Linked DNA regions of Homo sapiens: region 2 is linked to region 1. Evidence: chromatin loops called from intact Hi-C (ENCODE). Cell type or tissue: IMR-90. All regions are shown on one strand. Each heading gives the region's core, and the rest is flanking DNA. Links, peaks and the distances in the headings are about the cores only. Region 1 overlaps LOC124904265 (a long non-coding RNA gene). Region 2 has its middle 240 kb from the start of RBBP8.

What was found. Hi-C counts contacts between places; a loop is a spot of excess contacts. Peaks named below come from ENCODE experiments on the same cell type or tissue, not always from the same donor. Only the 100,000 strongest peaks of a DNase experiment are listed, where the experiment ranks them.
Region 2: it touches region 1 in a loop (13-fold over the local background); 20 of 110 quality-filtered maps call a loop at or near these places.

Annotation. Positions count from the first base shown.
Region 1 is chr18:22,557,440-22,560,358 of GRCh38, forward strand. All of the region lies in intron 2 of LOC124904265 (a long non-coding RNA gene), which reads left to right. Among named protein-coding and RNA genes, the nearest start is that of CTAGE1, 140 kb to the left of the region's middle. In IMR-90, for the core only: no CTCF peak of the experiment used is centred there; a DNase peak (open chromatin) is centred at 1,712; H3K4me3 peaks cover 1,267 bases; H3K27ac peaks cover 1,226 bases.
Region 2 is chr18:22,690,981-22,693,899 of GRCh38, forward strand. No RefSeq gene overlaps it. Among named protein-coding and RNA genes, the nearest start is that of RBBP8, 240 kb to the right of the region's middle. In IMR-90, for the core only: no CTCF peak of the experiment used is centred there; a DNase peak (open chromatin) is centred at 1,591; H3K27ac peaks cover 1,577 bases.

The DNA of each region.
Region 1 (2,919 bases), core at 196-2,695:
AGGCTGGAAATTGGGGGCAGGAGGGGGATGGTTAAGGCGGTAAAGGCGGTTTTTTAAAAGACAGGAAAAAAGGGTTAAGCAAGGAAACTCCATAAGGACCTCATAGGCCCTGTGGAAGAGTCAAAAGTCATTTAAGTGTTAAGCAGGCTTGTTGCATAATTGGATTCACGCTTTAGAAAAGTTACTCTTGCTGAAGCACGAAGAATGAATTGAAGGGGGGCAAAGCAGAGGTAGAAAGACCAGTTACAACATCTAAGTGAAGGATAACAGTCGACAATGAGACACATCAATGGATTTGGGAGGTGTTTAGGAGTAGAATTTGTAAGACTTAGTGATTGCCTAAGGGGATGTGGTGAGGGGAACAATGAAGGAAGAAGAAGAACCTCTAATGACTGCCAGAGTTTGGCTGAGGCTTTCAAGGGAATGGCAACACCACCCAATGCGGGAACAGGAGAGGCACATGAGGGATGATACGCATCAATTCAGGTTTTGGTGGATTGGGTTAAAAATATCTTTGCAAGATCTTTACTAGGTAGCTGGAGAGATACCATTGAAGACCTGTTCTATGTATAAAATCTGGAGTGGCCAGCACAGACAGTAATGAAGCTGAAGGCATGTTGTGGGTGAAAGGGGTGTCTAATAAATAGGGACGGAAGGACACTTGAGTGTTTGAATACTCTGTTCATTTTTGGCAGCTTATTGCGAATTCATGTAACAATCCTTCCTAAGAGCAAGTTCTGGAGGAAGGAAGTATGAATCGCTGAGTTTAAGGATGGGGGGTGGGGGTGCAAAAATAATCAAAGTGGAGAAATAATTCTCAGAGTTACCTTCATTATTGAGTACTTACTATGTGCTAGGCCCTGTACCGAGTACTTAATATACATTGTTCTACTGTATTTCATTTAATTCTTACAACAAGCCTACATAAAGTAGATACTATTATCTCCACTTTATGTTAACAAGAGCTGAAGTTTGGAGATTCTATTACTCTCTATCCCTGTTGTTTAATCTGATAGCCGCTAGCTGCAAGTGGCTGTTAGGAATTTAAAATGGGCAACAAAGAAACTTAATTTTTTATTTAACTCCAAATTCTCATTTAATTCAAATTTTATTTTATTTCACATTAGTGTAAATTCACACTTAAGAACTAACACTGGATTCAGTTATTGAAAAATGCTTAAATATTTTTGGAACAATGTGAGTATGTGAATCAATTTTTTCAACTCTAAGTTTTATGAAATGTAACTACAGATCAAGTATTTCCAATGAAAAATTTGTGTCTGAATTGAGATGTGTTGTGAGTGTAATTTTTCGAAGATTCACTGTGAAAAAATATATGAAATATCTCATTTATAATTTTTATATTGATTACATATTGAAATAATGTTTTGAATATATCAGATTAAAAATATATTGTTAAAATTAATTTCACCTGTTTTACCTTTTCACTTTCTTTTATGTGACTACTGGACATTTTTCAATTCCCTAAGGGAATTGAGTTCCCCGGGGCTGACGGGGAGCACGGCCTGGGCAGCCCTTTCCCGAGGATGTCCCAGTGGAGACGGGCTCACACCGAGGTGCGCGCACATGCGCGTCTGCGCGGTCCGCCGCGGGTGGACCGAATCTCACCCCGTGCCCACGACCGGCGGGCTTTCCTGTTTGCCTTTTTGAACTCTGTTTTCTTTGAGTCTTGGAGAGAGCCAGGGGCTGTGATGTCACTGTATAAACAGAGGGAAGGGTGGGGGCGAAAGTTGCATTGGAGCGAACCCGGCGGTGGAGGAGGGCTGGTGGGAGGATGGGGGTGGGGAGGGAGATTTTTTTTTTAAAAGTGGTTTGGTCTCGGGGGTGTAGGGGCAGCGGGGGACTCTGCAGAGTCCCGATAAAGAAACAGAATGGGACTGCCAGTCCCTAACCTAGGGGCGGGGAGGGGGACGTGGCTGGAAGAGACAGGGGTTGGTGGGGGGAGGTTGGAAAAATATGGGACGCCTAGAGCTAATTCCTCTGATTAAAAATGCATTAGTTTGGAGGTGTCAGGGACACGCAGCTGTTTTCAAGGAAAGCCTGGCTCCAAGAGGTCCTCCCCGGCCGGGCCGCCTGGCGGCTCCATCCCGGGTGGGTGTCAGCGAGCGCGCAGCCCCCGACGCTTGTCCTCTCCCTGACAGGGCCCTGGCCAATGTCCTGCTGCTGCGGGTCGTGGTAATTTACATCCTCTCTGTGTACATTAACTTATCTGCAGCCGCGCTGGCTGCGCTCCTTCAGTCAGCCTGTCTCCTGCGCAGCCTGGGAGCCTTCCCCGACCCAGCGACCCACCGGGCGGCCGGGGGCGACTGGGGAACCCTGGGAATCACAACAACCGCCCGGTTCCGACCCGGCCCGGACGCCCGCGGGGGCGGGGGACTCTGTGGGGCCAGGCGTGGAGGGCCGGCGAGCCCGGCTCGGGCAGGGCAGAGGCGGGCGGCCGGGGGCTGGCGGCGAACACTTAGTGGCTAATTCATGACTCATGACTCATGCGCAGGCTCCTCTTCAGTGACAGCCGGGACAGTTCCTGGTTATTTGTAGCCCCCCGGCTTTCATTTCGCTGTAATTAAGCAGTCATTTGAGGGTCATTTCATCCCCGTTATAGGTTTCTCTGTTTTAATCATGCTTTGAGTTCCAGTGGGGGCAGCAGGGAGTGGAAGGGGAGGTTGGGAAGGAGGCGTGGAGGGCAAGAGGGTAATCGTCTCTGAGAACGCGTGCACTTTTCATAACTCTTCCCGTGACAGGCCCTGGTGCAGGCTCCGCAGACGCCGACGCCCGGCGCTCCGCTCCGGGGCGCGGGCCAGATCCTCTTCCCTGACACCCGCGGTCTTCCCTGAGAAGAGGTCTGGCCCTTTTTGAGTCAGATGTTGGATTTTCTGCTTTCCCCTCTGGCACCACACT
Region 2 (2,919 bases), core at 296-2,795, 130 kb after region 1:
GTCCAAATGGTACCTTATGAAAGAGACCTTCCCTGACCACCCTAAATAGGAGAGTTCTGCCTTCCCCATCACTGCCAGCCCCTATTCAAATACAGTGCTTTGTTTTCTCCATAACATCTCTTGCCACTGACATATACATTTGTTTCTATACTGATTATCTATGCACACTAGACTGTAAGCTCCATAGGAGATGACCTTTGTCAGTTTTGTTCACTGCAGAATCTCTACCTACTAGAACAGGCCTGACACATGGTACACATTTAGTGGACATCTGCTGAATGAATCAAAAAACAAAATTATGGTGAACCAAGAGCTGGAAGGCAGAATAATGCCAATTCAATTGAATCTTTCAAGGCTCTTAGAGGTCATTTGCTATAACTTTATCATGTCACTTTGAGAAAACCAATTTGGAGCCATTGAGAGATCTACTGAAAACTCACTGCAAGTTACTAGTAGAAACTAGAATGCTAGCCTCCCAGACTACTTTCTTCCAATATGCCATCATCTCTCTTAGTGTTCCCCCAAATTACTCTCTTCTTTATTAATCATGCCTTTCATCTTAGGATAATTCAACCATTAAAAAAGTATTCTTACATTATCATCACTAAGCTAAGGTATTGAACTCAACTCAAAGAAAGAAACTGAGACCCAATGAAAGAGGAATTTCAAAGACACTCAAACAAATAACGAAGCTTAGAATTAAATAGAAAATGGGAAAGGTCTTTCCTACCACTTAATCCACATCCCTGCTTCCATGCCAAACTAAAGTCATCACATGCCCCCTTCCATTTGCCTTTCATTGTTCCCATTAATAGATTAGAAAATTGAGGCAGAGACTAAGAAGAGAGAATTGTCCAGTAAAACTAACATAGAAATGCAATTTCGTGGTGGCTTATGGTCATGATTACACAGAGACATTTACTGAAGAGGAATAAATGAGGAGGCATTTCATATCTAATAACCCAACTTTCATCTCTAGTCACTTCAAGTATTTAGTATGTGTGAAGGAGAAGGACACTAGAAAACATGTCAAGCTGGCTTACAGGCACCAGATCTGAGAACTGGAGGATTTCTTTAACCATTCAAGTTCTGTTCATTTGCTATAAACAGCAAATCTGGCTCTTAGCCCCACTCTTACAGTGGAAGATTAACATGATAACAGTTGCATGACTTCCTCTCCCTAAAGATTCATCTTTAACTTCCTTTGGCTAAATCACAAAGTGTGTTTTTCATTTATTGTTGAGCGAAAGAGAGAATGTAGTTTCTTATAACCATCCCCCCAATTAAAAAAACACTCAGCTTAAGAAAACAAACTTAAGCAATAGTCATTTTTCAATTTGTCTATAAAAGTAGACATTTTAAATTTTTCATTACAGAGAAAAGTTTTTATTTATTTTAATACTACTTGAAATAGTTTCAAAGTGTTGGGAAATAAGTGCATGAATCAAAGGCATATCCAAAGAATCCTGTAAATTTCAGTGAAATCCTGTTTGCCACAGATTTGGAGCATTTTTCCTCTGTCCTTTTGAACTTGTTTCTGTTCTGCTGCTCTTGCAAAATATCCTTATGTATAGTTTAAGACCTCTGGCGGGGAAGTTCTCTTCATAGCTCACTTGCAAATCATTCAGTGAATGGGTAGAGATGTCTGTGGGTGGGGAAGGGAGCTGAGTAATCTTCATATCAGCCTGGCTCCTTTTTTCCCCAAGATCCTAAAAGAGCATTACAGACCCAGAGACAGCTGGCCTTATTTGTAAGAAAATTCAAATCTAACATAAGCTCCCAGTACCAATATATAGAATATGGATAGGCACAGGCCTTCAAATCCCACTGGCCTTTAAAATGTAAATAGTACTAGCGATCATGAGTGCAATAAAAACATGTGAGTAGGGAGTAGGGGGAGGGAATGGGACTAGGATGAATGGATCCTCTTTTGACTCCAATCTCTGTTTTAATATTGAAGGCATGGAGTTTTTATCACCCAATCCCAGCCTACAGCTGATGGCTAAAATTCTGGCCACCCAAGAAGAATCTTAAAAATATAATGAAAATATATTGTTAACAAATGGTCTTCTAAGATTTGGTAGTGTGTGCGCACACTGTGGGGCTAGACTTCTCAGTGCCTAACATCAGGAATATCCTTAACCCATCTGGAGACTTGTCAACGCTACTTAAGAAGGTCCTTGGGGCCCCATCCCAAATTTGAGAGTCTTTCCTCTCTGAAATCCAAAGGGGGAGCGAGAGTCATTTATCTAGAAAATATATGACCAACGGTTGAAACTTGGCATGATGTCAACTCAAGTATTCTCTTACTAGGCACACAAAAAAAGTCATTTGGAGAAGACAAGGCACCTGGAAACACTTCTATTCTGCCTTGATTCAATTCAATAGGTATTTACTGAATTGAACAATACATATTTCTAGGCTTGTTGACCCTTCTCAACACCATAACCTAATGTGGACAACGGGTCTTATGAATAAAACATATGTAACCATCTCCGCTGAAGAAGTCAAACGTTTATGACCCCCAGAATTCTGAGCTTCTGGTCCTGCAGTCCAGGCATCTTAAAGACTTCCGGCATTCTGCTAGTGTTACATTCATTCATTCCATCATAACTAGCAAGCTTTTAGGGCAAAGAATGAGGATTCTTCCTTTGGTGAAACTAGGTTTGCCATAACTGTCTACTCACTAGCACTCCTTAGGTCACAAGTCACTACATCTAGACAAGGGAAAAATTCAAGTGACTCCTTCATGTAGTTGTCATTGAAAGATGCTAACAAGAGACCATTTTCCCAGGGCCATTGACAATAAGATGTTTTGCTGAGCATGCAGTTGACATGAACTCCACACACAGACACCTTCGGCCAACTGTCAGCACATTTGAAATTCACACCTTCCTGCCTGTCATCCATCATTTCTCT